2 separate regions of the Homo sapiens genome follow, and region 1 is linked to region 2. The links are chromatin contacts, found by Hi-C in ENCODE. All regions are on one chromosome and are shown on one strand. Each heading gives the region's core, a stretch centred on a gene start or an enhancer-like site at or near the end of the contact. The rest is flanking DNA. Distances are from core to core; before and after follow the strand shown.

The links. A loop is a pair of places that touch in the nucleus more often than their neighbours do. Pooled maps may share reads with other maps.
Region 1: a loop to region 2 is called in a pooled map, with 2.5 times the contacts of the local background. The contact joins two enhancer-like sites. A Hi-C loop is called at or near these places in 1 of 50 pooled maps.

What each region holds. Positions count from the first base shown.
Region 1 is chrX:155,629,602-155,635,055 of GRCh38, forward strand. The region is part of intron 1 of SPRY3 (sprouty RTK signaling antagonist 3); the gene reads left to right. Among named protein-coding and RNA genes, the nearest start is that of TMLHE, 19 kb to the left of the region's middle. RefSeq lists an enhancer at 2,997-3,046. Within about 2 kb of position 3,015, at least 3 of the 41 ENCODE cell types and tissues checked have a DNase peak (open chromatin) inside an H3K27ac peak, as active enhancers do.
Region 2 is chrX:155,573,907-155,579,432 of GRCh38, forward strand. All of the region lies in intron 1 of TMLHE (trimethyllysine hydroxylase, epsilon), which reads right to left. Among named protein-coding and RNA genes, the nearest start is that of SPRY3, 36 kb to the right of the region's middle. Within about 2 kb of position 3,910, at least 2 of the 41 ENCODE cell types and tissues checked have a DNase peak (open chromatin) inside an H3K27ac peak, as active enhancers do.

The DNA of each region.
Region 1 (5,454 bases), core at 1,765-4,264, 55 kb after region 2:
AACTAGTTTACAGTCCCACCAACAGTGTAAAAGCGTTCCTATTTCTCCACATCCTCTCCAGCACCTGTTGTTTCCTGACTTTTTAATGATCGCCATTCTAACTGGTGTGAGGTGGTATCTCATTGTGGTTTTGATTTGCATTTCTCTGATGTTTTGCCCATTTTTAAATCAGGTTATTTGTTCTCTTGCTATTGACTTGTGTGAGTTCCTTACTTCCTTATTAGATACATAGTTTGCAAATATTTTCTCTCATTCTCTCCACTCTGTTTATTTCCTTTGCTATACAGCAACTTTTTAGTTTGATGTAATCCCATTTGTTTATTTTCACTTTTGTTGCCTGTGCTTTTGAGGCCACTGTGTAGCTTTTCCCATATGTTTTCTTCTAGTAGTTTCATAGTTTCATTCTGTTAGGCTTACAAAAAACATCATATAGTTATAACAGGTTGTTTTAAGCTGACAGCAACTTAACTTTGATAGCCAAAAAACAAACAAACAAACAGAAACCTACAGTTTTACCCCATTCTTCACTCCCACATTTTGAATTTTTTGATGTCACCATTTACATATTTTAATATTGCATATCCCTTAACAAGTTATCATAGTTATTATATTTGATAATTTAGTCCTTCAATCGCCATACTAAACATATGAGTGATTTACATGCCACCATTACCATATTATTCTGAATTTGACTATGTCCTCACTTTTACTAGAGAATTTCATACTTTCAAATGTTTTCATGTTACTCATTAGAGTTCTTTCTTTTGCAGCTTGAATAATTCCCGTTAACATTTCTTGTATGACAGGTCTGATGGTGTTAAACTCCCTCAGATTTTGTTTGTCTGAGAAAGTCTTTATATTTCCTTCATTTCTGAAGGATAGTTTTGCTGGTATAGTATTATTGGTTGACAGTGGTGTTTTTTCTTTTCAGCATTTTGAATATATCATCCCATTCTATGCTGGCCTACAAGGTTTCTTCTGAGAAGTTCACTGCTAGGCATATTGGAACTCCCTTATATAATATTTGCTTTATTTTTCTTGCTGCTGATTTCAGGATCCTTTTTTTGTCTTTGATTTTTAATAGTTTGGTCATAGTATTCTTATTTGGATTGAATCTGATTGGAGACTTTTCACCTTCCTGTACCTGGAGATTTATATCTTTCTCCAGATTTGGAAATTTTTCTATTATTTCTTTGAATAAGCTTAGATCCCTTTCTCTTTCTCTTCCCCTTCATGAACCCCTATAATCTGAACATTTGCTCTTTTGATGCTATCCCATAAATCTCAGAAGCTTTCTTTATTCCTTTTTATTCCTTTTCTTTTTTCTCCTTTGATTGTATTTTTTTTTATTTCAACTTTTATTTTAGATACGGGGGTACATGTGCAGGCTTGTCACATGGGGATTTGTGTGATGCTGAGGCTTGGGGTACAGATCCTATCACTCAGGTAGTGAGCATAGTACCCAGTACGTACCTTTTCAACCCTCACCCCTCCTTCTCTCCCTGCTCCAGTAGTCCACAGGGTCTATTGCTGTCATATTTATGTCCATGTGTGCTCAGTGTTTGGCTCCCACTTTTAAGTGAGAATATGCAGTATTTGGATTTCTGTTTCTGTGTTAATTCACTTAAGATTGTGGCCTCCAACTGTATCCATATTTCTCCAAAGGACATAATTTCATTCTTCAATATGGCTGCATAGTATTCCATGTTGTATATGTACTGTATTTTTTTTATCCAATCTGCCATTGATGGGCACCAGGGTTGATTCCATGTCTTGGCTATTGTGAATAGTGCTGTGATGAATATATGAGTGCATGTGTCTTTTTGGTTTATGATTTATTTTCCTCTGGATATATACCCAGTAATGGAATTGCTGGATCAAATGGTAGCTCTGTTTTTTAAGTTTTTTGAGAAGTCTCCAGACTGCTTTCCACAGGGCTGGACTAATTTACATTCCCATCAATGGTGTATAAGCATTCCCTTTTCTCTGCAGCCTTACTAGCATCTGCTGTTTTTTTGACTTTTTAATAATAGCCATTCTGACTGTATATTTTTGAATAATCTTTCTTCAAATTCACATTCTTTCTTCTGTTTGATCAATTCAGCTGTTGATTCTCTCTATTGCATTTTTTATTTTATTAATTGCATTTTTAGTTATAGGATTTATTTTTTATTGTTAATTTTAATTTTTGTGGGTACATAGTTGGTGTATATATTTATGGGGTACGTGAGATATCTTGATACAGGCATGTAATGTGTAATAATCACAACAGGGTAAATGGGATATCCATCTTCTCAAGCATTTATCCTTTGTGTTATAAACAATACAACTACACTCTTTTACTTATTTTTAAATGTTCAATTTAATTATTATTGACAAAGTTATTAATATAGGTACACTTATTAGAGATTATGGATTTAGTGCATTAGCTTGTACAGAAGGAAGTAACTCTAACAGCTTCTTTGGCTAGTTGACTAAAATTTGGACTGAATGGCAGCCTACATTTAAATCAGTTGAGATGTTAGAACTTTCGTGACATAATGTAGAGGAAGGAATATGAAAGCTTAGGGAGATAGGAATGATGGAGTGAATTCATCATATGTGATTTCCACAGCCACCACACACACACACACACACACACACACGCACACACACACTGTATCCCCCAAGATGGCCCAGAAAATATTCCTTTCACTAAGGTTTTGAGAAATATATTAGTGAGAAGAGCACCACTGTATTAGTCGCCTAGTGCTACATTAACAAACCATCCTCAAACTTGGAAGATTAAAAAAAACATTTATTTAGATCACAAGTTTACAGATTGACCTAGTGGTTCTGCTGTCCTGTGCCAGGCTCAGCTTACCTTGACAAGACTCACTCATGCTTGTGACATCAGCCAGCAGGTCATCTGAGGGCTGGCTGGTCTTGAAAGAACTCAGCTTAAATGGCTCATCTCTATTCCCCATTGTTTTCTCATCCTCCAGCAGGCTAGCTTAGGGTTGTTTATATGACTGTGAATAAGGTTCCAAAAGAGAAAGTGAAAGTGTACAAGGCTCTTGAGGCGTGAGCTCAAAACTAGTGCAATGTCACTTCTGTCACATTCTATTGGTCAAAGCATGTTACAAGGCTAGACTAGATTCAAGGCATGGGGAAATATATTCTACCTCTTGATAGGAGGTTATTCGCCACAGAGCAAAGGAGCATGGATACAGGGAGGAGTAAAGAATTGTGGCCATCTATTCAATCTACTACAATCAGTGCCCTTGTAAAGTTCTGTGATGGTTGTCTTACGTAGGCCAGGTATGACAGTGGAAAGTTACAACACTGAGATGAGTGCCCTGATATCAGTCAGTATGTTGGTATCCCTGAGTAGCAGAGGCCAACTGTCAGCCCTTAACTACAAGAGATGAGAGTAAGTACTTTAACTGGAAATAAGGACAAAGTGATTATCACAATGTTTTGGTCCTCAACAATTTTTGATGGCAGCTAATTCATCACAGTGTCCTTTGGAATGAAATAGATGGGTAGATTACTAAAATGATATTTGATCTAAACAACAAGAATCTAGGTTTGATAGAAACTTGACTTGAATCACTAAAATGGAAATTCATGGCTCCTCAAACCCAGTTCTAAAACACCTAAAAAGTTCATAGACCAGGCCGGGCACGGTGGCTCACGCCTGTAATTCCAGCACTTTGGGAGGCCGAGGCGGGCGGATCACAAGGTCAGGAGATCGAGACCATCCTGGCTAACAAGGTGAAACCCCGTCTCTACTAAAAAAAAAAAAAAAAAAAAAAAAAAAGTTCATAGACCTAGAGCTCTGTGATCAAAGGAGAGGATAGGTCCCCTTGATGAAACACCCCGGAGCACTGCCATAAATATATACTGTAAACCTTATCCCAAACCTTCTCCAAAGGGACCTATAGCCATTTACCGTGGTGACAGCATAGGGAAAAGGAAATAGCCAGATCTTTTGGGGGATATTAGACACTAGCTCTGAATTGATGTTAATTTCTGAGAACCCACATTATTACACTGGTTCACGAGCTTAAATGTGGGCTTATGGAGGTAAGATGATAGTGGAGTTTTGACCTATGTTTGTGACAAGTAAATCAGATTACCCACCCTATGGTTATTCCCCCAAGCTCTTGAATATATAATTGGAGTAGACACATTCAGACAGTGGCAGAATCTTCACATTTGCTCTCTGATCCATGAAATGAGAGTTATTATTGTAGGAGGAGGCAAGTATAAGCCTCAAGAACTTCCCATTAGTAACAGAATAGTAAACCACCATGGTGAAACCCTGTCTCTACTGAAAATACAAAAATTAGCTGGGCGTGGTGGCATGCGCCCGTAGTTCCAGCTACTCGGGAGGCTGAGGCAGGAGAATTGCTCAAACCCAGGAGGCGGAGGTTGCAGTGAGCCGAGGTCACGCCACTGCAATCCAGCCTGGCGACAGAGCGAGACTCCATCAAAAAAAAAAAAAATCAGAATCTATCGCTTCGGTGAAGTTTTCTTGGGATCCAAAGGACAGGAGCATTTTGATATATCTTCTCACATGCCTTACCTGGATATTGTTACTGTTGAGTGCCTAGCCTGCCAAGATAGGAGAGGAACACTTGGAGAGAGCAAGCCATCCACCTGGTGACAAGTTGACTGCGTAGGATAGCCTCTATTAAGGAGTAGTAAATGATTTTTCCTCACTGAAATAGACACTGGCTCTGAGTATGGATTTACCATAATATTTCTGCTACCTTTATCATGTGTGGACTTGTGAAATGTCTTATGCACCATCATGATATTCTAATGACATTGATTCTTAATAAGAAACTCAATTCACAGCAAATGAAGCACAGAAATGGGCTTATACCATGGAATTCATTTGACTCACCATATACCAAATCACCCAAAGGCAGCTGGACTGACTGAACAATGGTTAGGCTGCTGAAGATCCAGTTGTGACATGAGTTGGGAGACAACTCCTAAATTTTGTAGGGTTTTGTTTTGTTGCATTATACTTGGCCAGATTATTTGTGTAAAGTGCAGCAAAAATAATTATTTTTTACATAGGTGTTTTAAATTAGCTTTGATGGAACTTTGTTCCATAGAAGGATCCTCAAACAATACTTTTTTAAAGCTGAGCCCAGCCATGGATTTGTATTATCAAATACCTGTGAGTTGGGTAAACTCCTCTCCTCTTGAGGTCGCAAGATAACTTAGGGCTCCTGGGCCTAAGTTATATATATATATTATATATGTACACTTTATATATATAATATATATAGTATATGTATAAAGTATATAAAGAGTTCTGGGGTACATGTGCAGAACATGCAGGTTTGTTACATAGGTATACATGTGCCATGGTGCTTTGCTGCACCCATCAACCCTTCATCTCCATTAGGTATTTCTCCTAATGCTCTCCCTTCCCCAGCTCCCCACCTCCCAACA
Region 2 (5,526 bases), core at 2,660-5,159:
ACACCAGCATGGCACATGTATACATATGTAACAAATCTGCACATTGTGCACATGTACCCTAAAACTTAAAGTATAATAATAATAAAATAAAATAAAATAAAATAATACAACAGAGCACACACACACACGAAACTCATATCCAGTGGCATTGCTGAAAACAATAGCAAAATCAGTGGCAAGCAATCAAGGAAGGCCAATATGACAGCTAGCCTAAAGCCTCCATAATGGTTGTAGAGAGCCACAGGCCAGAAGGCCTGCCAGCAAGAAATTTAACAGGGATATCCAGGTAATGAGACAGCCAAAGTAGGCCTTGAAAAGTTCTGACATATCACTGGGGGTTTGGCAGACTACGTATATTTACAAACTGCACACTTGCTTATGAAAGGTCAGAGTGGATCCTAGATATGCACTTGTCCCTGGGAGAACATGAGTCCTTGTCCACACAGAAAGTAAGAGTGAGACAGGCTTGTAAACAGCCTGAACTTTGAATTTGTTTCCCATCCCACATGCAGATCCACTTTTCAAAGGGTAGAAACTTAGCCTTACTGGTTAAAGATTTTAATTGCAATCTCTGACCAACCATTAACTGACCACTAAGCTATGCTGATACAGAGGTAATATTGTCTAAAACGTCCAGTTTTCCTTAAAAAATATTAGACATGAGTGTGTATTCCATACATGGGGTGAAAACAGCAGTCAACAAAAACCATTTCTAGGGGCTCAGATGTTGCACGCAACAGACAAGGACAAAAAATGTACTCAAAGAACAAAAGAACAAAATAAACCATGTTTAATGAATTAAAGGAAATTAGGAGAACAATTACTTAGCACACAGAACATCAACAAAGAGACAGAAATTATAAAAAAAGAAAAATGGAAACTCTGGAATTGAAGGGTATAATAACTGAAATGAAAAATTCACTAGGGAGACTACACAGATTGCTCTGACAGAAGAAGGAATCAACAAGCTTAAAGATAGATTAATAGAGATAACTTGATCTGTAGAACAGAAAGAAAAAATTTAAGAAAAATGAACAGAGCTACAGAGACCTGTGGGATAGCACCGAACACAACAACCTGTATTAGTTTACTAAGACTACCATAAAAAAGTGCCACGAACTGGGTGGCTTAACCATCAGAAACATATTATCTCACAGTTCTGGAGGCCAGAAGTCTGAGACCATGTGTTGGTAATGTTGGTTCCTTCTAAGGGCTATGAGGGAAAGATATGTTCCAGACCACTTTCCTTGGCTTGTGGATAGCCATCTTCTCCCTGTCTTCACATCATTTCCCCTCTGCATGTATCTGTCTCCAAATTTTCCCTTTTTATAAGAATATAAGTTAAATAATTTCATTTTAATTTGATTACCTCTGTAAAGACCTTATCTTCAAATAAGGTTGCATTCTCAGATATAGAGGGTTATGACTTTAACATACGAATTTTGGAGGGACAAAATTCAATGCATATCGTAACATATGAGTCATTGGAGTCCAAGAAAAAGCAGAGAGACAAAAAGGGACAGACAAAATATTTGAAAATATAATTGTCAGAAATTTCCCAAACTTGATGAAAAATATTAATCTACACATCCAAGGATCTCAACGCCAAGGATGATAAACACAAAGAAATCTACATACTGAAAAATCACAATAGGCTGTTGAAAGCCAAAGAAAATAAGCAAGTTTCAAAGAAACAAAAGAAAAAATGAGCAAACCAAATCCAGCAGCACAATAAAAAGCTAATCCACCGCAATCAAATAGACTTTACCCCTGGGATGCAAGTTTGGTTCAAAATATGCAAATCAATAAATGTGATTCATCACATAAACAGAACTAAAAACAAAAACTACATGATTATTTCAATAGAAGCAGAAAAGGCTTTTGATAAAATTCAGCATCTGTTCATGTTAAAACAAATTAGGCACTGGAGGAAGATGCCTCAAAATAGTTAACAGCCATCTATAACAAACCCACAGCCAACATCATACTGAATGAGCAAAAGCTGGAAGCATTCCCCTTAAGAACCAGAACAAAACAAGGATGTCCAGTTTCACCACTCCTATTCAACATAGTACTGGGAGTCTTGGCCAGAGCAGTCAGGCAAGAGTAAGAGATAAAAGGCATCCAAATAGGAAGAGAGGAAGTCAAACTATCTCTGTTTGCAGATTATATAATTCTATACCTAGAAAACCCCATAGTCTCTGCCAAAACCTCCTAGATCTGATTTAAAAAAAAATCAGCACTTCAGCAAAGTTTCAGGATACAAAACTCAATGCACAAAAATCAGTAGCATTTCTATACACCAACAACATCTAAGCTGAGAGCCACATCAAGAGTGCAATCGCATTCACAACAGCCACAAGAAGAATAAAATACCTGGGAATACAGCTAACCAGGAAGGTAAAAAATATCTACAATGAGAATTACAAAACACTGCTCAAAGAAATCATAGATGACACCAACAAATGGGAAAACATTCCATGTTCATGGATAAGAAGAGTCAATATTGTTAAAATGGCCATACTACCCAAAGCATTTTACAGATTCAATGCTATTCCTATCAAACTACCAATGACATTCTTCACATAATTAGAAAAAAAATCTAAAATTCATATGAAACCAAAAAGTAGCCTGACTAGCCAAAACAATCGTAAGGAAAAAGATCAAAGCTGGAGGAATCACATTACTTGACTTTAAACTACACTACAAGGCTACTGTAAGCAAAGGAGCATGGTACTGGTACAAAAACAAAGATATAGACCAATGGAACAGAATGGAGAGCCCAGAAATAAAGTTGTGCACCTATAACCATCTGATCTTCAATGAAGTTGACAAAAGCAAGCAATGAAGAAAGGATTCCCTATTCAATAAATGGTGCTGGGATAACTGCTAGCCATATGCAGAAGATTAAAACTGGACCCCTTCCTTATACCATATACAAAAATCAACTCAAGATGGTTTCAAGACTTATAAATGTAAAGCCTAAAACTACAAAACCCCTGGAAGATAACCTAAGAAATACCATTCTGGACACAGGCCCAGTGAAAGATTTCATAACGAAGATATCAAAAGCAATTGCAATGACAACAAAAATTGACAAATGAGACCTAATTAAACTAAAGAGCTTTTGCACAGCAAAAGAAACTATCAACAGAGTAAATAGACAACACACAGAATGGGGCAAATATTTGCAAGCTATGCATCTGACAAAGGTCTAATATCTGGAAGCTATAAGGCACTTAAATTAACAAGCAAAAACCAAACAACCCCATTAAAGAGTGGGCAAAACACATGAACAGATACTTTTCAAAAGAAGACATACACATGGCCAACAAGCACATAAAAAAGTGCTAAACATCACCAAATCATTAGAAAAATGTAAATTAAGGCCTGGTGCAGTTGGCTCACACCTGTAATCCTAGCACTTTTGGGAGGCCAAGGCGGGTGGATTGCCTGAGCTCAGGAGTTTGAGACCAGGCTGGGCAATATGGTGAAACCCCATCTCTACTAAAAATAAAAAAAATTAGTTGGCCATGGTGGTGTGCACTTGTAGTCCCAGATACTCAGGGAGGCTGAGGCATGAGAGTTGCTTAAACCAAGGAGGCAGAGACTGCAGTGAGCTGAGATCACACCACGGTGCTCCAACCTGGGCAACAAAGCGAGACTCTGTCTCAAAAAAAAAAAAAATAGAAAAATGTAAATTAAAACCACAATGAGATACCATCTCACACCAGTCAGGTTCATAGTGGCTGATTAGATGTAGCTAGTATATGCCCCTTCCATGGAGATAATACTAACAGCCCAGCTCTCAAAGAACTATTAGGTTGGTGCAAAAGTAATTGCAGTTTTTGCCTTAACACATCCAGCCCTGGTGCCACTGCCACTGCTGCCACCACTGGCCAAGGAGGGAAAGAAGAGATCAGGCACTTTCACACACTCTGAGGACGAATCCCATCCCTGCTGCTGCTGCAGGCTGCTGTGAAACGAAAGAGAAAGAAAACCATGTAACACACAGGTGCCTGCCTATGTTGCTCCCACTGATAGTGGTCCCACCCTATATGGTGACAGGACTACAGCTGCTACCATTGAGAGCCCAGTCCCCAAAGAACTGCATCCTGCCCTGGGGCTAATGCTGCCACTGCCACCATCAGGCCCAGGAGGGAGATGGGGGAGGCCTGGCACTTTTACATGCCCCAAGGAAAAGTTGTACTAGTGCTGCTGTAGGCTGTAGGACCAAGGTATGAGCAGGCTGTGTGCCCCACAAGTGCCTGCTTGCACTGCTGACAATGACAATGGCCCCATCCTCCCAGATGGCAGGCCCACAGTGCAGCCACCACTGCCCCCACCTGAATATCCTGCCGGCAGCCTGGAGACAACCCTGCCCCTGCCTATCACAGCTATAGCCTGAATACACTAACCAGGGTCCCTGAGGGCAAGTACACTAACCCAGTCCTATGCCCCCAGTACTCAAGTATGCTATCCAGAGGCCTGGGGATCTCTCAGCCCAGTCCATACCAGTGGAACCTGAGTACTCTTCCCAGGGTCTGAAGTTGGGCTGACCCAACATACCAATACCACCACTGCTGGCAAACACCAACACATATCACCTGTGTGCCAGGAGATTGGCCCACCCAACCCATTGCTGCCACGGCAAAGACGAGCTTCAACCACATAGGTTGTAGGAGGATGCCCCATCAATGCTATTGCCATTGCCCACATCATGCCCACTGCACAGGGGCCTGAGAACCTGCCCATAAACCCGGCCAAACATTGTCACTGCTGACATCTGAACAAGCCACCCGGAGGCCCAAGAATTGGCCTGCCTTCACCTGTTAACACCAGAGCCAGAATACATGGCTCTGGGGTTCAAGGACAGGCAAGCTCAGCCCACTGCTGCCACCACTGGGGCCCCAAAACTGGCACACTTCACATCACAGCCCCAGAAAAACTTTGCCCTAGAAAACCCTAAAGACTTTCTCCAAAAAACTTGTAGAGTTGATTTCAGTAAACTTTCAGGAAACAAAATCAATATACATAAATTAGTAGCATTTCTATATGCCAGTAATTATCCAGCTGAGAAACAAATTAAGAAGGAAATCCCATTTACAATAGCTACAAAAAATAAAATAGTAAGGAATATATTTAACCAAGAATCTCTACAAGGAAAACTACAAAACACTGGTGAAAGAAATTGTACATGACAAAAATGGGGAAAAACATCCCATACTCATGGGTCAAAAGAATCAATATTGTTAAAATGACCATACTGCTCAAAGTAACCTACAGATTAAATTGCAATCCCTATCAAGGTACCCACATCATTTTTCACAGAATTAGAAAAAAATTATAAAATTCATATGTAAACAAAAAAGAGCCTGAATAGCCAAAGGAATCCTAAGCAAAAAGAACAAAGACGGAGGTATCTCATTACCTGACTTCAAATTATACTACAAAGCTATAGGAACCAAACAGCATGGTACTGGTATAAAAACAGGCACACAAATCAATGGAACAGAATAGAGAACA